2 separate regions of the Mus musculus genome follow, and region 2 is linked to region 1. A link is a loop called in an ENCODE intact Hi-C map of the cell type or tissue named here. Cell type or tissue: heart. All regions are shown on one strand. Links, peaks and the distances in the headings refer to the core of each region. The heading gives the core; the rest is flanking DNA. Region 1 overlaps Ccdc114 (coiled-coil domain containing 114). Region 2 overlaps Lmtk3 (lemur tyrosine kinase 3).

Region 1 (11,907 bases), core at 1,459-9,458:
AAGTGCGGGGATTAAAGGCATGTGCCACCACTGCCTGGGCGGCTGCTGACATTCTTTTTTTTTTAATTTTTTATTAGGTATTTTCCTCATTTACATTTCCAATGCTATCCCAAAAGTCCCCCATACCCACCCCCTGGCTGCTGACATTCTTACCTGGGCTGTGGTGAATGGTCTGTGGTGATCTGGCCAAGTCACACCCAAGGTGGGCTGCTAAGCTCACAGAATGTGACAGGATGATGGCAGTCACTCCCTTGATTGGGTTATGTCCCCTTTTACTAGACTGCAGACTGGAGAGAAGCCATCCACCACCACTGAAGAGCTACCATGCCATGTTGAAAAGAGCCGTATCGTATGGCATTGACAGCAGAGGGGCCCCTCAGTGCTGAGGGCTGTGTTGACTCGTTTTATGTCATAGCGTCACAAGCTAGACATCTCTGGGAAGAGCGAATCTTAGTTGAGAAATGCCTCCTTAAGATTGGCCTGTAGGCAAGTCTATGGTGCATTTTCTTGATTGGTGATTATGGTGGTTTGAATAGGTATGGACCCTATAGACTGTTATGTTTGAACACGTGGCCCTTAGGAAGTGTCATCTTAGGAGGTATGGCCTCGTTGGAGGAAGTGTGTCACTGTGAGAGTGGGCTTTTAGGTCTCCTATGCTCAAGCCCAGTGACATAGTCCCCTCCTGCTGCCTGCCAATTAAGAAGTGAAACTCTCAGCTTTGTCTCCAGCACCATGTCTGTTTGCATGATGCCGTGTTTCCCGCCATGAAGATAACGCACTAAACCTCAGAAACTGTAAGCTAGCCCCAATTAAATGTTTTCTTTTATAAGAGTTGCCTTTTGGTCATGGTGTCTCTTCACAGCAATGAAACCCTAACTAAGACAATGATTGATGTGGACGTGCCCAGCCCACTGTGGTCCTGGGTGTTATAAAAAAGCAGGCTGAGCAAGCCCATGAAAGACCAGTCAGGAAGTGTGGTTCTCCATGGCCTCTGCTTCAGTTCCTGCCTCGAGTTGCTGCCTTGACTTCCCTTCATGAAGGACTGTGACAGGAAATGAACCCTTCCCTCCCCAAGTTGTCTTTGGCCATGGTGTTTTATCACAGCAATAGAAACCCTAACTAAGATAGAAATTGGTACCAGGAGTGGGGTATTGCTATGACAGCCCTGACAATCTGTTTTGGGGAGGATTGTGGAAGGACTTTGGAACTTTGAGCTGGAAAAGCTTTTGACTGCTCAGGCTCGGTGATCTTTTGTAGAAACTAAAAAGATAAACCTGAGAGCGGTGCAGATGATGGAGGCCTGGCTTGTGACACTTCAGAGGGAAGTTTGAGCATTTTTCAAAGACTCTATCAGGGTCACTTGTGTGATATTTTGAATTAAGAACTGCTGAAGTGAAACCTTTACTTTACTGGGACAATTGATTTTAGTCTGCTGGGGCTGAAGACTCGGCTGTGATTAAGAGGCCAGCATCACTGAGGTGAAATCTGGGAGTATTTCCTCAGCGTCAGCCCACAGAAGCTGTGGTCCAGAGGGAACTCAAGTTGATAAGGGATCAGTTGTGCTGCCTAGTTTATGTGAACTTGTCACAGCTAGAGACATATTTGGTAAAACAGAATCCTAACAGAGAAAATACCTCCATAAGATTGGCCCACAGGCAAGTCTACAGTGCATTTTTTGATTGATGGTTGATGTGGGAGGGCCCAGTCTATTGTGGGTGGTACCACCCCTTGGCAGGTGGTCCCAGGAGCTATTAGAAATCAGGCTAAGGATGCCATGACAACACCAGTAAGCAGGTTCTTCCCTAACTTCCTTTCACAATGAACTGTGTTCAGGACATGGAAGCTGAAATTAACCCTTTCCTCCCCAAGTTGCCTTTTGCTCATGGTGTTTATCACAGCAATAAAAGTTCTAACTAAGATATTTGCCAGCAGTTATTTGATGAGGATCAAGAGGTTTCATGCTGGGCTGAGGTCTGGACTGCAGCTTTGAGAGGTACTGAGCCTAGAGGCCCAAGAACTATGAAGTCAATAGTTACTGATACACAGGTGACCCCTTGTCAATTTGACACACGAACATATCACTTGTTAAACCATAACCTCTCCTTTCCTGTTGTTCCCAAGATGTCATATTAATAATGGCAATATCACAACATATAACATATCCCAAATGTACTGGCTGGTTTTGTGTGTCAACTTGACACAGCTGGAGTTATCACAGAGAAGGGAGCTTCAGTTGAGGAAATGCCTCCATGAGATCCAACTGTAAGGCATTTTCTCAATTAGTGATCAAGGGGGAAAGGCCCCTTGTGGGTGGGACCATCTCTGGGCTGGTAGTCTTGGTTCTATAAGAGAGCAGGCTGAGCAAGCCAGGGGAAGCAAGCCAGTAAAGAACATCCCTCCGTGGCTTCTTCATCAGCTCCTGCTTCCTGACCTGCTTGAATCCCAGTCCTGATCCTTTGGTGATGAACAGCAGTATGGAAGTGTAAGCCAAATAAACCCTTTCCTCCCCAACTTGTTTCTTGGTCATGATGTTTGTGCAGGAATAGAAACCCTGACTAAGACACCAAACTTTAAAAGTTCCAGGCTTTAAAAAGTTCCAACTCTTGGGGCTGGAGACATGGCTTAGCGGTTAAGAACACTGACTGCTCACAACCATCTGCAATGGGATCTGATGCCCTATTCTGGTGTGTCTGAAGATAGCTACAGCATACTCATATACATAAAATAAATAAATCTTAAAAAATGTTTCCAACACTCTTTTTAAAAAGATTTATTTATTATTATATCTAAGTACACTGTAGCTGTTTTCAGATGCACCAGAAGAGGGCATCAGATCTCATTACAGATGGTTGTGAGCCACCATGTGGTTGCTGGGATTTGAACTCAGGACCTTCGGAAGAGCAGTTGGTGCTCTAAACCACTGAGCCATCTCTCCGGCCCTCCAACACTTGAAATATGGATAGAGTACCCAAAGGACAATTCCAGAGGCTTAAGAGAGGAGACTTTGGCTTCCAGGGGTGACATTCAGCCGGTGGTTCGGAGAGACATACCTTCCACTTTAGACCATGGCCAAGTTCATCCATAACTTTTCGGAGAAGTCACCATCGATGGTGGCCGCAGCTGTGACTTACTCGAAGCCTCGATTGGCCACATTTTGGCACTACGCCAAGGTTGAGCTGGTTTCCCCGAACCCCTGGTGAAATCCCTACAGCTATTCAGAGTGTGAAAAAAATCATTCAAAGTGCTAAAACTGGTAGCTTCAAACACCTTACAGTGAAGGAAGCTGTGCTGAACGGTTTGGTGGCCACTGAGGTGTGGATGTGGTTTTATATCGGAGAGATCATAGGCAAACGTGGCATTGTTGGCTATGATGTTTGAAGACCAAACTTTAATTTCCGAGTTGAGTTCTTATTTGGATGTTCTTGGACCATGTGTAACAGGACTGCTATCTGAATAAAATACTAGGTGTTGAAAACACTGCTGTGTTTTCTCTGTCAAGAGGAGACTTTGTGGGCAGTCCAGAGGTTACGGGGGATGCGCCCTTGAAGGAAGTAGCAGGATCCTTTCTTTCAGCCTCTGCATCTGGGCTCCTTGGGGAGGGGGCTTGTTCTGAAGCTGGGACCCCACCATCGCTATCTAGGGCTTTCTCCAGGCTTCCAAGGCAGGGGGGGGGGCGGTGATAGAGAACTGAGGAGAACAGTCAGTTCCAGCAGCAGCAGCAGAGCACTGACTTAGAGTTCCGGTAGACCTGTGGGTTTTGAGTTGTCCCAGCTGCCCCCAGTGCTGTGTGACAGCTATACCTTAACCAGCCCAGTTCAAGCAGCCCACCAGGTGTCTGTGTAATAAGTCAGGAGCCATTTGTAAAAATAATATGCATAGATCAAAAAAATGTTCACTTTAAATTCTTTTCAAATTTTCTTTTTATTTCTGATTTGTGTGTGTCTGTGTAAAGTATGTGCACAGAGGTACCCATGGAGGCCAGAAGAGGGCGTCAGATCCCCCTGGAGCTGGAGTTATAAGTAGTTGTGCATGATGTCAGGCGGGTGCTGGGAAGGCAAGAGCAGTAAGTGCTCTTAACCCCTGAAGCATCTCTCCAGCTCTAGATTTTATTCGTATTCTTTTTTTTCCCTGTTGAGATGGAGGTTCTCTGTGTAGCTTTGGCTGTCCTGGAACTCACTCTGTAGACCAGGTTGGCTTCGAACTCAGAGATCCACCTGCCTGCCTCTGCCTCCTGAGTGCTGGGATTAAGTGTTTGCTGCTGCCACTTACTGCCCGGCTGTTGTGATTGAAAACTGCATGAGGGTGATTGTGGATTCACATGAAGTTTTAAGAATGGCGAGGAGAGTCCCCCCCACCCCACCCCCAGCCCCCGCTGTACATTTCACTCAGTGTTCCCCAATTTGGATCTTTATTTCATTCGATTTTTATCATCGCTGTTGCTGAAAACTGGTTCAGAAAAATGTCACCTCACTGAAAGGCAAACACTGCCACCTTGTGGTAATCCCTCAAGCCACCAGGGGCATGTGGTAGGCCACCACCTCGGCCCACGTGCCCTCACAGGGTATATATCATATATCCTCTCAGCCCCAGAGACCACTGGCCAAGATCAAGGTACAGGCTGGGTTGTTTTCCCAGCGCTTAGCAGGAGCCTATCCCCTTGCTCCTGGTGTTTTGCTGACCCTGTTTGGTTGGTTGGTTTTTGTGTGTGTGTGTGTGTGTGTGTGTGTGTGTGTGTGTGTGTTTGAGACAGGATTTCACCATGCAGTTCTGGCTATCCTGAAGCTTTCTCTGCTGGCAATCTGTCTTTAGGTCATATTCTGAGGCACCGGGCATCAGGGTGTTTGACGGGTATCTCTGGGGATACTATCTAGCCGATATCAGTACAGACTCCGACTCGGTCACCATCATTCATTCAGTCTACACTCTGCTGAGCAAGTCCAGACACAGCAAGAGCTCAGAAACCAGGTCATGTGGGAAGCTGGCAGGGTCGCTAGGCAGCCTTAGCATCTCAGACTCCTTTTAACTGCTGGCCTTAGTCTCCCAGTATCCTCCTCTTTCTGGGGACTGTGATAGCAGCAACCCAACCCTTCCATCTCATGTGCATCTTCAAAAACACCAGGAGAGTCAGAGACAGGTAAATCTCCGAGTTCAAGGCCAGCCTGGTCTTCATAGCGATTTCCAGGACAGCCAGGGATATACAGTAAGGCCCTGTCTCAAAAAAACCAAAGCAGAGCAAAGCAAAGCAAAGCAAAGCAAACCAACAAACCAACCAGCCAAACAAACAAAAAAGGCTACCAGATGAGGGGCAGAGCTGGCTAATCAGGGGCCACAGTCCCTGTGTTTTCCCGGACTTGGGTCCAGTGGCTACAAGGGCATTTTGGCCTCGTTGGGCGCTGCAGAACAGAAGAGGGCTGCCGGGGCTGCCGGGACAGCAGATGTCCTTGATGCATCTCTCCCAGGCATGTGATGGATGCTGCGTTCCCTCCAGATCCAGGACTGGGAGACCCATGTCCTCACGCAGAGTAAGGAGGCCTCGGCTCCCGATCTCATCATGTACCAGAAGATGAAAATCCAGAGAAGGATCAGGATCCTTGAAGACCAGCTGGACAGGGTGTGTGCCCTCCAGCTCTCCAGGACAGGCTTGGCATGAAGGGTGTCGGGAGGCGGGCACTGTGGGCTTGAGGGTCCCCTTAGATGGATAGGAACAGGGTGGTCCCCACCTCTGACACGTACCTGGGCCTCATGAATGCTCTGACATCCCCCCCCCCCCCAGGTCACCTGTCATTTTGACATCCATCTGGTGAGGAATGCAGCCCTGCGGGAGGAGCTGGAGCTGCTGCGCATCGAGAGGGGCCGCTACCTGAATATGGACCGCAAGCTGAAGAAGGTGGGGGCTCGGAGCTCTGCCCAGTCAGTCCTTTCCCTCCCCGAGTCCACGGGCCGGGCTCCTGGGCCCAGGCTCACCCCAGCGCAGGGGGAAAGAAGAAAGAACACACCTCTCCTTCATCTCACTCCCATGCACAAACACCAGCTTCCCGGTGAGCTCTGTCATCTGGGGCAACCTACAGGCCCACCAAGCCGTTCATATCCCCCGAGATCTGAGCACCTTCAGAGCCCTTTGAGGAGCTAACATTCTCTCCCTCCCTCCTTCCCTCCCTCCCTCCCTCCCTCCCTCTACCCTCCTTTATAAAACTTCTATATCAAAACAATTTTAAACTTGTAACCATACACAGAACTTCTCTATACCCTTCACCAGGATATATAACACCCTTGCCTGAGTAACGCCCACCACCCTGGCCAGTGCCATATATGTATATGTTTATGTATGTACACTTGGATAGGTTTCTTGAGAGTCTTATTTTATAGCCCAAGCTGGGACTTGAGCTTCTGTCAATCCTCCCACCTCAGGGTCCCTTTTGCTGGGTTACAGATAGGAGCCATCATACCTGGCTATGGTTGGTGATTTGCCTCTCTCTGTCTCCTCCTGTACCTTGGTCATTCTTGCTCCATTCCCCACTCCCCTCCCACCATGACCTTGGTGTGGTGGGAGTGTCTCGGCCAGCTGTGTTTTTGGGGAGGAGGTCGCTTGTATGGACCATCTGCTTTGCTTAGTACTCTGTTGGAGGCAGGGCACTTTAAGAAGAAGCTGGGCTTGGGATTTGGTGTTCAGGTGTCACAGCCACGGAGGAGATAGATGCTCTGGCATGGAGTCTCCTTTGATGAGTCTACCATGCCAGAGATCCGCACTGTGCGCTCTTGGTGACAGCTAACGCCGTTGCCTGAGTAACGCCCACCACCCTGGCCCGTGCCACATTCTTACTAGGTTCAGCGTTGTGACTTCAAGGTGAATGTTACAGTTACTACACTGGCCATGGACCTCTGTCACGGATGCCGCCTCGCTGTCCCCTCCCTGTGCCCTCTCCTGCTCTCTCCTCCCCTGGTCCTATTTCCCCAACAAGTTCCCATTTTCTTTCTCTTAAGAAAAAAAATCTTGCCTTCAAATATTTAATTGTGTGCATGTGTATCTGCTCGTGGGTTTGTCCGTGCGCACACAGGAGGTCCTCTGGAGCTGGAGTTGAGTGATTGTGAGCTGCCCAAGGTGGGTGCCTGGAAGTGAACTCTTAACCTTTGAGCTATCTCTCCCACGTCCTGTCTTTTTTATCTCCCAGTGGGAAGTAGGGATTGGAAAAAATCAAGATTTAGGCCCCATGCAACCCCATTGTGTCTATGTTGTTGGGTTTTCCTGTCCTGTCCTTTCCTCCCTACAGAGCATCCCATACTGTCAGAACACTGTGGGCAAGTGGTGTCCTGTTAGCATGGCCCGCCCCTGCTATCAGTCCCTCCTTCCCCTAGGAGGGTTTTGGTGTGTTCATCTGTTCAAAAACTTCCTGGCCCAGCTCTTGTTTCTGTCTTCTGCATGGTTCTATGTCTCATCTGGAACACTTCATTCACCTCTGTTTGGGGTCAGTTTTTTCATTCTGAGGTTTTGGTGACTGACTGACTCTTCCACTGAGGTGTGGCCCCACCTGGGCTTTGTATTACGTTTCTGTCTTGTCTTTGTTGACCTAACTTTTCTTATAAATTTGTGAAATATTAACAAGCCAAACAAAAACAGTTCCAAAAATTTGGGCACAGTGATGCACACCTGTCTTCCTCTGCAGCAGAGGCAGCAAGGTCGGTGCAGGGCAGCCTGGGCTACAGATCTATATATATCTATATATACCCTGTCTCAAAAGAAAAGGCTCTGGAGTTCATGCCCAAGCTCCTGACCAGACCCTCAGCCCATTAAACCAAACCAAACCAAACCTCCAAAAACCTATCCCAGGAACCACCCCTCCCCCTCTACTTTGTATTTAATGGCCCTGCATTACTTATCTCCCTAGTTTCTGGGCTTATCCACCTCTAGATTATTTTTGCAAAGGTGTGTGTATGTGTGTGTGTGTGTGTGTCTTTTATCCACATGCACGTGTGTTTGCTTTACTTTATGTCTATGAGTACACTGTCGCTGTCTTCAGACACCCCAGAAGAGGGCATCGTATCCCATTACAGATGGCTGTGAGCCACCGTGTGGTTGCTGGGAATTGAACTCAGGACCTCTGGAAGAGCAGTCAGTGGGCTTAACCACTGAGTCAGCTCTCTTTTTACTGAAAATATGTGGCTACTACGGAGAAGTTAGAAAACAGAACAGCAGGTCATGGCGTGTTACATATCGAGGTGGTGAATTTTATAGAGAAAGGAGATTGGAGGTGAAGAATCCAAACTGACCAGGACTGCTTTCCCTAGGGCCTTCTTGGTCCAGCACATCATGGCAGATAGTATAAAGGGTGGAACATGGGCATAAAGGAGATGGCAAATCAAGGGAGAGGCAGAGGGCTGGACCTGGACCTCTGTCTTTTTTGAGATCAGTGTCTTTAGCAACCTTACATTAGGCACTACCTTCTGAAAGTCTCAGTAGTTCCCACTATGGCCGCCCAGAGACCAAGCTCCCATCCCAAGACCCTTGGTGGAAACACCACACCAAACCCCAGGATAGTAATGACACCTACACAGGTTTCCAAACCCATGGGCAAGTTGGGCTAGGGCTTTGTTGCTGGGTAACCTCTCCCACATGTCCTCCTGATTTTCCCCTTTTGGGACCTCATTGAAACCCCTTTTCTGATTCAAGGTCAGTCTGATCTACATAGGCTCAGGATAGCTGGAGATAACACAGTGAGGCCCTATCTCAAAAACAAAAGCAACCCCCACCAACACAAACAGAAATAAAAAGTCCTTTCCCGGACAGAGGCTCATAGGAGGGTCTGCAGTGGTAGGAGTGGGACTGCTCCTTCTTGGTGCAAAGGCTGGAGGAAGCCAGCTCATTGTGTCCCTGTAGGAGATCCACCTACTCCGGGAGATGGTTGGAGCTCTCAGCACATCCTCTACTTCTGCTTATACTGCCAGGTAAGCTCCCCCACCCCCGGGGGCACTTGGGTAGCAGAGGCAGTAAGGGGTGGGAGCCAGGAGGCCTGGAGACTCATAAAGAAGGGTGGAACCTAAAAGATACCCCCAACTCTTCTGCCACACCCTGTTCCTTGGGGGTATATAAATGGGGAATTCCATCTGTGACAGCTTCAGACCTGAAGAATGTAATCAGGGCTGGGTCCCAGGGGCAGACACACAGCCCTCAGGCACAGACATGCCAGATGGGATTGGTAGTGGAAGCTACTTGGGTGCTGGCTTCCCTCGCTATCTAGGCTTTTTGGCTCTTGGCCCTTGGCTCAGTGCCTGCTTCCTCTCTCAGGACCTTTGATCCTGGGGCATCAGTAAGTCCACCTTAAGACCTCCCTCCCTCCATCCCTTCCTCCCTTCCTCTCTCTCTTCTTTGTTTTTTGAATGCTCATTGTCTGCGTTTAAAAGTGTATGCCAGCCTGATGTGATGGTGGGTGGTGCTTGCCATTCCAGCACTCAGGAGGGAGAGGTAGGAGTTCAAGGCCAGCCTTAGCTACAAATCCAGTGTGAGGCCAGCTTGGGCTGCACAAGACCCCATGTCAGACAACAAAAGTGCACAGTCCAGGCGCATTCGCCATGGTGGACAGCCGTTGCTCTATCCAGACACTTGAGCAGCAGCTCTCTCCTTTTCCAAAGCTCCAGCAGACCTCGAATTTCCTCTTTGCCTCTGGTGTCCTGAATGTTCCACAGACAGGGTGAGAAGCGTGTCTCCATCCTTGGTGTGTCTCTATCCTTGTCCAGAGCACACATGTTAGTTCTTCACTCTTTCTGCTGGCTGTTCTGTGATTTCTCTCTCTTCTTGATCTTTTTTCTTGTACACTTATTTATTTTGTGTGTATGTGTCTGCATACATGCACGCATGCATGCTCACGTCATGCATGTGGAGGTCAGGATAACCTGCAGAGGTCAGCATTCTCCTGCCACCCCGTGGGATCTGCCACGTTGTCATGTCTGGTGGCAAACTCCTTTACCCGCTAAGCTATCTCCTTAGCCAAAGTCTGATCTCTTACCTTTGCCACCCTCCACCGCTCACCCCTACCACCTAGGTCCAGCTTCTCCACACCTTGGCTGGCTTTTGACCTCTGGCCATTTGTCTAGATGTACTTCTGTCTTTGGTGTCTTGTTTTCAACTTGCTCTCTAGTTCTAACTTCGAGGAAGGGAATCCGATTAGCTAGTAACTCTCTGCGGATGACATATCGGTGAGTTCATTGAGCCACCTGGGGTGAGCTGTCAGGTGGGGCACAGGGACAGGCTGGTTTCTGTTCTGGGAAGGTATGGCTTGACCAGCCCACAGGTTCTTGGGACTGGGCCTTGCTCTGGAGAGGCCATCTATGTTAGAGAATGACTAACTAGCCCTCAGGGGTGGCTCTGGGAGGAACCCCCCAGGGCAGGCAGAGATGAGATCAGGATTAGAATAGCCTAGGGCAGGGGCTCTTTGCCATTGACCCGTCAAAGCATCAGGCCCTTATTCCCAGCCAAGCAGGGCAGGCACATCATTCCTGCCTTCATGGGGTGTGCTTGAGTATGGAAAAGACCCAACTCCCCAGTCTTACTCATTTCTAGCTACAGACCATCCAACCTTCAGTGTCACCCAGGCTGTCCTTTCTGAGTCTGGGAATAATCTCTGGCAGGGCCTGACTACCTCCTTTGGCCCTCTGAGTAAATGATCAGATGATTCCTGGCCTCTGTGTACCCTGTGTGTCCACCAATCTTGTCATAGCTAGTCCTGATCCTGATCTAGGTCTTCCAGCCTAGAACTTTCTCTGCTCTTTGTGAGCATCCTTGGGAAGCCACCTGGCACCGTCCTTTTGTAGGCCCAGGCTGACCCCAGCTCAGTCACCCATCTTTTTTTTTTTTTTTTTTGACTTACATGCCCCTCCTGTCCCAGGGAAGAGGCCAAGACCAAGATGGGCATGCTTCAGGAGCGCGCAGAGAAGGAGCTGGCTCAGAGTGATACGGAGGCACAGATCTTGCTGCGACAGATATCGCATCTGGAGCAGCTGCATCGATTCCTTAAGCTCAAGAACGATGAACGACAACCGGATCCCCGTGTGGTGCAAAAGGCAGAACAGCGAGGTGAGGCCAGTGCTTGCACCGAGCACCTAACTCAGGGCCACTACAGCTATCATCATCCCTAGGCCCTCAGAGAGGGTGAAGCCCCTTAGGAGAAGGTGGGGCAAAGACTAGTAGAGCTGGTGAGCCGGCAGGGCAGAGCCTGTTGGAGAGCGGTGGGGAGTGGGGGCCTTATCCAGGATGCAAACCCTCAACTTCCCCCTGTTACCCATAGACTGGGAAGTGTCAGAAGGACTCCGAAAGACCTCCCAAGAGAAGCTAGTGCTGCGTTATGAGGACACTCTGGGCAAACTGGCCCAGCTGACCGGCGAGAGCGACCCTGACCTTTTGGTGGAGAAATACCTGGAGTGTGAGTGGGCAGAGTGGACGAGAGGAGGCGGGGCTACCCAGCACCACCCAAAGCACGGCACACTTGCCTTGCCCTGGGGATCCTGCCTTGTCTCCAGTTTTCATTCTGTTGCTTGGTGTGCCTCCCTTGCATCTGCCTCTGTTTCTTTCCATATGTCTCAGACTTCCTCTCTCCATATCTGTCCCTTGACCCTCTCTGTCTGTTTCCTTGGGCCTTCCCAAATCTTTTACCAACCCTGTCTTTCTCGGTGTGTTGGTGCCCTTCTGTGGCTGTTCCTGTTTCATCTGTCTCTGTTTTTCTGCCTTTGTTTCTGTCGCCTTGCAACCCTTAGTGATCCTTCTGTTTCTAACTCCATCCCTCTGGACCCCCCCTGCACACCCCCAGTGGAGGAACGCAACTTTGCTGAGTTTAACTTCATCAATGAGCAGAACTCCGAGATACACCACCTTCAGGAGGAGATCAAAGAGGTGAGCAAGGCCCACCCTCCTTACGCCGC
Region 2 (11,907 bases), core at 1,844-9,843, 130 kb before region 1:
AGTCCCATAAGTTGTTACCTGACCACTACATACATACTGTGGTACATGTGTGCCTATACACATACATAAATACATACACACAGTCATAAGTGAACAAAATTTAAAGTTTTTAATTAAAAGGCTGGGCGTGGTAACGCACACCTTTGATCCCAGCATCTGGAGGCAGAAGCAGGCTGATCTCTTGAGTTTCAGGACATCCAGGGCTATACAGAGAAACTGTCCTTCCCCCACCCCCCCCACCCCCAAATACATAAATAAATAACAAAATTTTAATTGAAAAAAATTTAAAGGAGGCAATAAACTAAGAGGTCTCTCCAATGTGTCAAGCCATGGGTTGTCCATGGCTGGACCCCAAGGGGCGTTGCCCTGACCCCCTCTAGTAGGCAAGTATTAGGGTAGCACAGAGTGAGGAGCCGCTGAGAGCAGAAAGGTGAGTCCCACGGTGAGGTGGTGTCCTCCTGAGTACCTCAAACACTGTGGAGTATACTGCCCCATATCTCTTCTGCAGTGGCACCCCACCCAGGTGTGTAGGAAGATACGGGGGTCACGTGACACCCCTGGGAGAACTCAAATGCTTCAGAGAGTCTGGGTTGGCTTAGGGCTACTGGCTGAAAAGAGGCTAGAGATGGCTTAGGTTTCCCACCCAGGGAGCTGCCATTCATCTGTTAAAATCCCACCCAAACCTTCCCTCCCCAGGAAGCCTTCCCGGTACTAGAGACTATCTTTGCATCCTACTGTGAGAATCCTCTGTCTTGACAGCAGGGAGCCTGCTGTGCTCCTAATCCCACCACCTCCTGAGCAGCAGTGAGGGACAGAACGAGGAGCTAGTGGATGGCAGGGGAGGGTGGAGGTGGGCACTAGATGGTGCATCTCACCTACACCATCCTTCTCTGTCCCCTACTGTCTGCCACCTTCCATAGTGCCTGCAGTGGTTTACTTACCCGATGAAGGAAGGAGTGGCCCTTTTCATTTGCCCGGGAGGAACAGTGGCCCAGAGAGGTGGTTGTGCTTGTTGAGGGACACAGTGAAACAGTGGGGTGGGACTGGAAGGAAAGTGGCCTTGGGGACAGAGAAAGTGGCTAGGAAACGCCCCTTCTGCAGGGGACACTGGTTCATTAGCCCCAGGGATTGTGAGCACAGACCTAAAGCTGCGTGAGGGCCGGTTGTGTTCCGAGGCCAGGCACACTGACCAGGGCTGAACTGCTGCTGCCCTTGGCAGGAGGGGTGTGGCCAGAGCGTGTGTGACTGGCTCTTAGAGGTGGCTCAGATTTGGGGCTCCCCCCACCCCCCGAGCTGGAGAACGTGAAGGACTCGGTTCCAGGCAGAGGGAATGGCATATATAAATGTTGAGTTAGGGGGCAAAAATAGAGAGTCCTGAATGCGGCGGGCTCAGAATGGAGAGAACAGCGGGGCGCGGTGCTGTGGAAGAAGCTTGTTGCTCTGGGTGCTGAGAGCATGCATTGCAGTGGGGAGGGGTCTCTCCCACTGTGCGCACAGAAAGGCCTCAGGAGCCCCCCAGCATACAGCTGTGGGCAGAGCCTGACTCTGTGTCAGGCTGTGTGCGGGGCTGGAGCTCACCTGTCTTCTCCCCTTGCAGCCAAACTCTCCCGGCTCTCGCTGGCGCTCCCACCGCTCACGCTCACGCCGTTCCCGGGCCCGGGCCCGCGGCGGCCACCTTGGGAGGGCGCGGACGCAGGGGCAGCTGGCGGGGAGGCCGGCGGGGCGGGGGCGCCGGGGCCAGCGGAGGAGGACGGGGAGGACGAGGACGAGGACGAGGAGGACGAGGAGGCAGCGGGCTCTCGGGATCCCGGGAGGACGCGGGAAGCCCCAGTGCCCGTCGTGGTGAGCAGCGCCGACGGGGACACGGTCCGCCCGCTGCGGGGGCTGCTCAAGTCTCCACGCGCGGCCGACGAGCCAGAGGACAGCGAGCTGGAGAGGAAGCGCAAGATGGTCTCCTTCCACGGGGACGTGACCGTCTACCTCTTCGACCAGGTGAGGGGGCTACACTTAGTGCACGTAGCACCCGGACTGCAGGGAGATGGACCTCCGGGTGGTCCAGGTGAAGGGGGCGGGCCCAGAGGGATTTACGTGTTCTAGTGCCCTGGGTAGCCGGCTCAGTGGGTGGAGCCTGGAAGGAAGTGGCGGCAAGTGGGCGGGGCCTGGGGCAGCGGCCGGGGTGGGGGTGGGGGGCACTGGACGGGGTGAACGGGCATAGCAGGAGTAGAACCAGGAATGGGATAGGGGCTTTTGCTACGAAAGGGCCGGGAAATCAAGGAGAGACCCGAGGAGTGTTGGTGGGTTTAGAAGGCTGTCAGGTAGAAGAAGCCTAGACAGGCTAGGAATAAAATTAGAGACTACTCAAGAGAATGGTTGCAGAGCCTGGGTCTGCTGAGGGCGAAACCTAGTGCTTTGGGGCCTGGTTTTATCGACAACAATCTTGTGGAGTTGACTCTAATATGTGCCTATGTATATTCTTGAGTGGGGGTGTCCCCAATAAGCTTCAAAAGCTTTGCGTGGCCCTGTCAGTGGGTGGAGGGAGGTGTTTGATGTGGGTGCTGGGCAGCAAACTCTGGTAGGCAGGAAAAGGCCTACACCTTAGCCTCTAAGCATCTCCAGCCTCCCGGGGCTGGGCTTTAAGTGGGGCGGATCTCATCACGTGGAGCTTTAATATGGAGTGAGTTTGGCTTGGTCGCCTAGATCAGTAATCTTTGCTCTCAGGAGGCAGAGTCGAGACAATCTATAATTAATGTAATCTGAATAGTTCAGGGCAGCTAGAGCTACATACCGAAACTCTGTCTCAAACAGACAAATAATCAACTTACCAAAGTCATCTGGACCTGAAATCCCCATATTTAAAAAAAAAAAAAGAGGTTTATTGCCTGAGCCTTGCTATGTAAACCTGGGGTGAGACTGTTTGAGGCCAGGTTGTGAGATAGTTGAAAACAGGGTCAGGTGCAGTGTTCAGAGTCATGAGACCAAAGGATTCCAAAATGGGATGGGACTTTTTTTTTTTTTTTTTTTTTGAGACAGGGTTTCTCTGTATAGCCCTGGCTATCCTGGAACTCACTTTGTAGACCAGGCTGGCCTCGAACTCAGAAATCCGCCTGCCTCTGCCTCCCAAATGCTGGGATTAAAGGCGTGCGCTACCACTGCCTGGCCCAAATGGGACTTTTCAATTTTGTTTGTTTGTTTGAGACAGGATTTCTTTGTATAGCTCTGGCTGTCCTGGAACTTTGTAGAGAAGGGTGGCCTAGAACTCGGAGACCCATGTGCATCTTGGTTTCTCTGTATAACCCTAACTGTCCTGGAACTCACTTTGTACACCAGGCTGGTCTCAAACTTAAGAGACCCACCTGACCCTGTCTCCTGAGCGCTGGAATTAAGGGGGTCCCCACCTTGCCAGACTCAAGGTGGGACTTTGAGAGTTTGAGTGGGACTGGGATAATTGTCCCTTGGTGCGTGGCTGGAGTTAGAGGTTGGGAGGCTACAGGACCAGGCTGTTAGCTCCAAGACATAGGTTTGGATCTCTGCCGCCAAGATCTTGGAGGTGGTGCTGCGGGGTTTAGAACAGCGTCTTGCTCGCTGAATTTAGGAATTCCTGAGCTGGGTGGGGCTTTATAGTTAGGTAAGGAACAAAGACCAGGGTGAGATTAGAGCTTGTAGGAACTTTTGAAGGCAGATGAAAGTTCCATTAACTTCTCCATACAATACATCAGCAATTACAAAATGGGGTACTGAAAGCCCCAGCAATATCGTTGGGTTTTATTTAATTATTGAGATGCCGTGGTTGGGTGTGACAATACGTTTCCTATTCTTTTTCTCTTGTTTTCACAGGAGACTCCAACCAACGAGTTGAGCGTCCAGGGCACCCCCGAGGGGGACACGGAGCCATCAACTCCCCCAGCGCCCCCGACGCCTCCCCACCCCACCACCCCAGGAGATGGGTTTCCCAACAGCGACAGCGGCTTTGGTGAGGGGCGGAACCCAAGATTTGGGCTGCGGGAGGGCGGGGCTTGGGAGTGGAGGGAGTGGCCTTATTATGCAATGGGCGTGTCATGTGGGAAGGGCAGGGCTAAGGGTGACCTGGAAGAGAAGGATTGAATCTAGGAACCCATCCACTCTTTGTAGGCTGGAGCTGTACCGAGGGGCCTGGGCGGAGCTCAGGAAGGCAAGGGCTGGTTGAGGCGGGTGGGGGCGGAAAGGTATCTGAAGTGGGAGGAGGGATGGAGCCTTGCTGGAGGGTAGGGCTAAAGGCGGCCTTGTGCTGGTCTGCTAAGCTGGTGTATAAGTCTAGTTCACTTTCTCCCTAGGCGGCAGTTTCGAGTGGGCGGAGGATTTCCCCCTCCTCCCCCCGCCAGGCCCCCCCCTGTGCTTCTCCCGCTTCTCCGTCTCACCTGCACTGGAGACCCCGGGGCCTCCCGCCCGGGCTCCCGACGCCCGGCCCGCAGGTACAGTGCTTCCAGCAGGACCCTATCCCACCCCTCCCCAACCTGCCCTCCCTTACCTCGCTTCTCTCTCTCTCTTCCATTCACCCACTCAGTCACATTGACATCTCTCAGCTAAGACCAGTTGGTTCCCATTCACAGCCTTGGACAGTTACACCGGTCTCTGACCCTCAGTTGCTTCTTCAAGGATCCTTAAGTACACACTCCCTTGTCCATCTTTCCCATTTCTGAGCTCGGATACCTTGGTGGATCTCCATATCCTCTCCAAGGGCACTTAAAGCCAGGGGATATGGCAGACACCCAGAGAACAGGAATCACAGCAGCGAGCTCACAGTGACCTGACACATTGCTACTCGCTCAATTTCACTGCGATCCTTGCAGTGGATTTTAGTCCCACGGTTTTTACGGAAAGAACTGAGGCACTTAGAAAGGAGCATAGAGCCATAATTCCGGCCCGGCTGCTGGCCCTGGGTGCTGCCCTCTCGTGGTACGCGTCTATTGGGTCCTTGTGCAGATGGAAAATCAGTTCTCTCCTGCCCCCTGCTGGCCACCATGCTGAACGCCCAGGATGTGGGGAAGGAGCTGTTAGTTCCCCAGATCCTCTGAGTTTCAGGATTAACCCTGCCTTTTTTCAGTTGTGTGACGTTGGCCAGTCAGTGTCCCTTTCTGCCTTAGCATCCTCATCTGTAGAATGGGAATGAGAATGGATCCTGATCCTGAGTGTTATGAGGGTATAAGTGGCATAATCCCCCCTACACACACACACACACACACACACACACACACACACAGAGTCACACACACACACACACGCACACACTCACACACACGCACACACACTCACACTCACACACACGCACACACACACTCACGCACACGCAGTCATACACTCACACACTCGCACACACACAGTCACACACACACACACCACACACACACGCACATACACACACTCACACACACACACGCTCACACTCAACTCACTCACACACACTCTCACACACACTCGCACACACGATCATGCAGCCTGGAGCTCCTGTGATGGTGTGTGAACAGCTTGCACAACGGCTGGAGGCAGAAGAGTTTAGCTAGTTCAAGAACAGAAGACAGGCCTGGTGCTCCTCAGGGTTCAGAGTTGGGCCGCGGCTAAGTAAATGGGTCAAGTTATAAAGGACTTGGGGGCCGGGCATTGTGAACACCACTTGGGAGGCAGAGGCAGGTAGATCTGTGAGTTCAAGGCCAGCCTGGTCTACAGAGCAAGTTCCAGTACAGCCAGGGCTACACAGAGAAACTCTGTCTTGAAAAACCAAAATATACAATACTATACTATTTACTAATAGTAATAATTAGTAAATAAATAATAACAAATTTAGGAGAGCTTTGCCTACAGGGTCCTAGGGAACCATGAAGGCCAGTAAGCAGGGAAGGGCCTGGGGCCTGGGAATGGAAGCAAATAGAGGCTGGGTGCTTGAGGAGAGGCTAAGCCGGAGAGGTTTGTGAACTAAGCGCAAGAAGAGAGGAGGGGCAAGGCAGGGGCAGAGGAGGGGCGGTAGAGACAGGATTGGGACTACATCCCCATCTAACCTCAAATGTTACTTCCTGACACCTCCATCTCAGGACCCCTGTGAGCACAGGGCAGGGTGGGTCTAGGGTGTGGGGACATCAGCTAGATAGTGAGTCAGGATCAAGGCTGCTAGCAAGGTGACCTCACGCTTAGTCACCAGGAGTGGAGACGGAGGGCCCAGTGGTATGAAGTCCCAAATCCTTGCCTACTCACACAGATACTCCCGCTGGGCATGGGTGGGGAAACTTACACACGTTTGTCTCCCCAGACCACAGTGAGTGCCCCCTTGGCACTCTCATACCCTCTATTTGACACCAGGTCCTGAGTGAGGAACTCATCCTGTGTACTTTGAAAAGGAGTGGACCTCATTTTCCACTCAAGAAGGGCAGTGGGCTCTGGTGCCTCTGTGTAGCCAGACCTGGGCTGTCAGCACAGAAATGTAAACAGGGGAGGGTGGACCCCTCACCCCACGGGCCTTGGTGCTCTAGGTCCAGAGGATGAATCAGGCTGTGATGTGTGGCTGCTGGGACACACACTCACACACACTCAATTTGTTGGTGAAGACACTGTGTGACACAGGCCTAGGTACAGGCCCCATATTCCGCCTATGCAATAAAGGTGCGAGCAGTCGCCGGGCTCTTCCACAATAACTTATACTTAATAAATACTCAGTACCCGAGAGGAACACCTGAGAAAAAAAGAGAGGAAGCAAGTGATAACCCAGGATGTCTGAGGGTGACAGGGGACCCAGAATGGTTGTGGAAGGCCTCAAAAGAGGGGGCCTGAACCACTTAGGAAGAGCATTTTAGACACTAGGAACAGCAGATGCAAAAAGCCCCTGAAGTAGAACGGTATCTGGAACATTTGAGGGCAGTGTGCCTGGAGCAGAGGGCTGGATGAGGACAGAGAGGATAGGATGGTGCCGCTTCCTGGGCCTTTGCCTTGAGTTGGAAACCATAAGCCTGTCTCCCCTGACTCTGTCTCCCCTGATTCCCATCCTTTCTCTACTCTCTGTTCTCAGGCCCCGTGGAGAACTGACTCCCCAAAGACCCAGCCCCTTTGCATCCCAAGAAGAGGGCTTGCGAGCAGAATCTTGTGTGGACGATGGAGCCATTGCCCCTGACACTGACACAGCCTCTGGGGAGGTGCCTGAGGCTGGGCCCTCCCTCTCCTCCACCATGTGCCAAACAGGAGGCCCAGGCCCTCCACCCAGCCCCCCAGATGAGTCCCCTGATCCCCCTGACCCCCCCGACCCCCTTGGAGCCACATGAGGCAGGAAGCCCCATCGCTGGACAGCCACACGTCTTGGAACTGAACTGAACCGAACTCTTTTGGGCCCAGAGCCCCCTGGCACAGCAGAGGTCTCTCCTGGCCCCATGAGGGCCACTGGCTTCAGGAACCTGGCCCCCCCCCCCCATCTTGCGTCTCCCCTTCCCCCAAGCCTGGCCCCTGGAGGGGGCCTCTGATTCAAACCTTCGCGTGACATTTTCACATTATTTAAAAAAAAAAGACAAAAACAACTTTTGGAGGAAAATGGGGCCTGTGTGTATTTGGGGAGGTGGGAGGGAGGTGCCAGGAGTAGACACTGCATGAAAGTCCCTGTCCTTTCCTTATGGCCCTGAGGCAAGGCGCCCACGCAACAGTGGAGCTTGCTGGCCTCCCTTCCAGCGCATTGGTGGCAGCCCTGACTTACCCTTCTCTGTTCCATGAGGAGTCAGTGATGATGGCTTGGGACCAGGCAGTTTTGGTAATCATGTTCCTGCAGGGTCTGAAAGCTATCACAGGGCCAGACCAGGTGGTGGGAAGAGACTCAGAACTGATCTGCTGAAACTCGGCGGAGTCACCTGCCAGCCACTGCCTGGCCTGCCTGCCCGCACTGGCCGGCTCCATCCACTCATTTCTCTGTTACTGCCCAGCTTCTGGGCCGGCACACAAATACTGTCTATATGATCATGCATGCACACCCTCACCCCCAGCCCTGGCCCTTGCCAGTTGTTCTTCATCTGCCCGACTGCTTGTCTTTGTCCAGTCTTCCTCGCAGTGACCTAGGACTGCTGCTCTGGTTTCTTCCTGTGTCTGTGTTCTCCCATGCATCTCCCCGTGCTTCTCTCTGCCTTAGTTATATTTGGGTCTTGTCCCTGTCCCCTCCCTCCCTCCCGTGGCTGCCTGGTCCTTAGCTTCTCAGTGGCTAGGCTGTTGGTGTCTCTGGACTTGGGTCCCTCATCCTCTACACTTGGGGATCAGAATTTACATGAAGGGAGTGAATTTACATTGTGGAAGAGAGCCAAAGCAAGGGGTGGGTTTAAGCAGGATGGTATATAGGGGTGACAGGACACAGGGTGGAAGGTGTCACAGGAAACCCCTACAGTAGGGTTTTCCTTCCCCATCATAGGATTGGATTGCTGCCTGGCAAGCGGCGACATGATTGAGAGGCAGGTCTGCCCAGGTTGGGGAGGGAATCATGGTAGTAGAGTGGGCTGGATCTTGGCATCCTAGTTCAAAGAATGAGAGTTAGAGACCTAATGCCAAGTCAAGAGAGGTGGGCTAGGACCTGTGCTGTCTACCTGTCTCACTCTGTGTATCTGTGTGTTTGAGACAAGATCTGTCTGTGGCCCTGGCTGTCCTGTAACCACTGTGTAGACCAGGCTGGCCTCTAATTCACAGAGACTGATTAGCCTGCCTTTGCCTCCTGAATGCTGGGATTAAAGGCATCACCACACCTAGCAAGGGCCAGGATTTTTAGGTCTGAGGAGAGAAGGCTGTGGCCTGAACTGGTGGATTATGAGGGAGGGACAGGACATTCATGCCTCAGTCTGAGTGAAGAGGGTGAGAGCCAGGCCAATCCAAAGTCTGAGATGCTAATGTCCTACCCAGTTGCAGGGAGCAAAGTTAAAGGTCTAATCCCCAGGGAGGAGGGCTGGGGCCAGAACTGCTGCATCTGAGGGAGGAACCTGGGATCAGGACCCCTGGTCTGAAGGAGGGTATACTATCGTACCAGCCCTCACCCCACAAACTCATATTCAGTTATCTTCAACCACAGAAACTTACTGCTTCACAATTGTGGAGGCTACAAGACCAAGACCACCGACATCAGTATTTGGAAAAATCTCTTCCGTGTTTTGCAAGCCTGGCTTCAGGTAACCGTTGGCACTCCGTTGGCTTGTCTGTGCTTTGCCCCACTCTGCATTCATCCCCACATGGCACCCTCTGTGGCCTTCTGTCCAAACACCCACTTTGGGAACTTTTTATGTGTGTGGGTATGTTGGTGGGTACCGGGAAGGGCATGGTTTCACATATCTCAATCTGGCTTTGAACACCTTAATTCTTCCTCACCTAGCACATGGATTGAAATGAGTCCCCCTCCCCTGACACTTGGCTTGAAGGTCAGCTTAAAGCAATTTGCAGTGACACAAGCACCTGCAGCCTAGTGTGGCCAACGTTCCCTTGAGATCCGCAATCAAGTGTGCTGATCATCACAGCCCTGGGCCCCCAGTGGTGGCTCCTCCACTCCCTCCTCCTTTAGTCACTGGGTCCCCCAGGACTGCAGACCTCCCCCTCCCTTCCCACCTTCGCCGCTACTCACTCTCAGATCACCACAACCACTTCACTTAGACACACTGCCTCACCTTGGCTTCTCATAGGCAGGCCTGCGTAACCTGTTCTTGCCTCCCTTAGCCACACCAGTCACCATCTTACCTGGGCTGATGGTAGTCACCAGTTGTCAGGCAATGATCCTGGGGTGAGAAGCCCTACTACTAAGGTTTTCCTTTGCCCTCTTGTCTTTGTCACCATCCAGCTCAAACCCACCCCTTAAGCTTGTCAATCAGTGCAAGCCCTTGTGCCAAGAAAACTTGAGTCCTAGGATGTGAAAGACAAGGAACCAAGTTCAGGGACACCTACAAATGGGGAAGTAGAATCCAGATCCCAAGACAGTACCCCCTGCTGCCCGCCACACCGAGGTCGACAGGGCAGGTGAAAGGGTGAAGAACCTCTGATGCTCGCTGCCCAGTGCGTTCCTAGCCCTTTGGGTGACACTCATGTTGTTTTATTTGGGAATCTCCATTTCACAGCAGCCCCTGGGGGCAGGGGAATAGTAATTCATGACCTTTTCCTAGGAGACAAGACGGCCACTGTGAAGACTGCCACTGTCTATTGACACGTAGCCTGAGCCAAAGCCCACCTAAAATAGAGCCTGGATGCTCCCCCTTACCCAGATCAGTGCTGTTGGGGTACACACCCACAGGGGTTTGCAAATCCAATACACACGTTCTGGAATCTTAATTCCCAGAAGGCTCCGGGACAGCATTCATTCTTCCCAGTCAAGCCTGCATGCTAAAGCATGCTGGGAAGAAGCAGGCAGGATTCAGACTTTAAGCTCACCACAGGCCAGGAAGAGTAACAAAAAAGCTTCCAGGCTAAATGTGGGCAGACTATTCCCCCAGCAGCACAGGAGCACAAGACCATTGGGGTCTCTGCATTATTCCTTCACCGAGATCCCCTCTCATGAGTCAGAAACACACACCTCCACAGGAGGCTAGATCTGGGGTTAGAAGAGGCCACTGTCACAATGGCATCCCAGGTACCTCCTGATAGCGCTGTGCCCCCTCCTCTAGTACACTCTGGGGTACTCATGGACAGCACAGCCAGTTCCTAGTGACCGACTCGGGGCCTTCTCAGGACTTGCTCCCTCCTGAGCCAGTCCTTTGTTGTTTTAGTCTTAGTCTCCTGTGCTAGGCTAGGTCTCCAATGAGCACAGGTCCAACATTAACATGGTGGGCAGAGCACATGGAGAGTATGCTGTGCCTAAATACCACACTGAGACAGTAAACTCTCTCTGCACTCAGCACCCACAGGGCTTGAGTGACTTGTCTGGGATGTGCCTGTCTGCACCCTATATGCAGCCCAGCATCCTGGTAAATGTCAAGGGGATGGGTCCTCAGCTCTCCCAAACCCAAGAAATGAGGGCATCTGCAGGCGCAAGGGATTAAATAATTAATAAGATTACCAACATGTTAATTACAAATAAGGAGTCAGGAGCTAGAGGTGGTGATTTTCCAAATGGGGAACCAGGATCCACAGCCCCAGGGCCCAGGGGTCCTGCCACCCAGGCGGGGCAGCTCCAAAATAAATAATGGAGTTGGGGACAGGGGTCAGGGTTGTTCTTGCTTCTTCTTCACAGAAATTCGCTTCTTTCTTGCTGCCAACATCTCATAGAAGGGGTCCACACTTACAGCAGCCCTGCAAAAAGAGGTGTGGTGAGGACCAAGGCCCTGAGCCCAGGCCCGGCCCTCCAGCCTCAGAGTCCAGCCCAACGAGGCTTACTGGATGGATTTGATCCACTCATCTTTCTCCTCCTGGGTGGGTGCTGAGATTCGGTACACCATGTGGTTCCCCTCCACTACCCGGCCGTCAGCCTCTGTTTTGCAGGCTTTGATGAGCTGTCCCTTATTGTTGGGAATGTAAAGCTCAAAGCAGTTCTAGAACACAGGGGAGGGGACAGGTCAGAGGACCCTGAGTCAGTACATGGAGGTACAGGTTTAAGGACAGGCACCTCGTGAGCCTCACCGGCTTCCGAGGATCGTCCACCTCCCGGATGCTCAGGTTCTCTAGGGGGATAATCCCTCGGGGCTCCTTGTCCTGAGAGGGAGAGGCAGAGTTCAGGTTACATGGGTCCCCAGTGACTCCCTTAGAGGGAGAGCTGGGTGCCCTTGCCCCCCCTGCCCCCACCCCATCCTGGCCCGAGTCTCAAGCTCCACCCTCACCGTAGTGTATTCAAAGTAGTAGAGGCAGTTGTCTGTAAGGATGAACCAGCGCCGCTTCCAAGTCTTCACCCGGCCCCCTGCAAGGGAAGGGGTGGGAGGGGCCGGGCTCAGCGGGGAACCGCTGGGGAGGGGGGGG

What was found. Peaks named below come from ENCODE experiments on the same cell type or tissue, not always from the same donor. Only the 100,000 strongest peaks of a DNase experiment are listed, where the experiment ranks them.
Region 2: a loop joins it to region 1, with 5 times the contacts of the local background. A loop is called at or near these places in 9 of 42 quality-filtered maps.

The regions. Positions count from the first base shown.
Region 1 is chr7:45,930,783-45,942,689 of GRCm38, forward strand. It overlaps Ccdc114 (coiled-coil domain containing 114), which reads left to right. Exons shown (of 15, transcript NM_001364168.1): 5 at 5,489-5,611; 6 at 5,774-5,887; 7 at 8,873-8,940; 8 at 10,878-11,065; 9 at 11,277-11,411; 10 at 11,796-11,878. It also overlaps the pseudogene Gm9712. Among named protein-coding and RNA genes, the nearest start is that of Ccdc114, 13 kb to the left of the region's middle. In heart, for the core only: CTCF peaks have their summits at 2,788 (motif pointing right) and 4,497 (motif pointing left); a DNase peak (open chromatin) is centred at 4,503.
Region 2 is chr7:45,796,602-45,808,508 of GRCm38, forward strand. It overlaps Lmtk3 (lemur tyrosine kinase 3), which reads left to right. Exons shown (of 15, transcript NM_001290990.2): 12 at 1,598-1,992; 13 at 3,835-3,970; 14 at 4,311-4,448; 15 at 7,031-7,543. The coding sequence ends at 7,047. It overlaps Cyth2 (cytohesin 2), which reads right to left. Exons shown (of 13, transcript NM_011181.3): 10 at 11,772-11,848; 11 at 11,575-11,646; 12 at 11,332-11,486; 13 at 10,036-11,247. The coding sequence ends at 11,160. Among named protein-coding and RNA genes, the nearest start is that of Cyth2, 12 kb to the right of the region's middle. In heart, for the core only: no CTCF peak of the experiment used is centred there; DNase peaks (open chromatin) are centred at 4,128, 4,950 and 6,126; H3K4me3 peaks cover 1,901 bases; H3K27ac peaks cover 135 bases; H3K27me3 peaks cover 2,629 bases.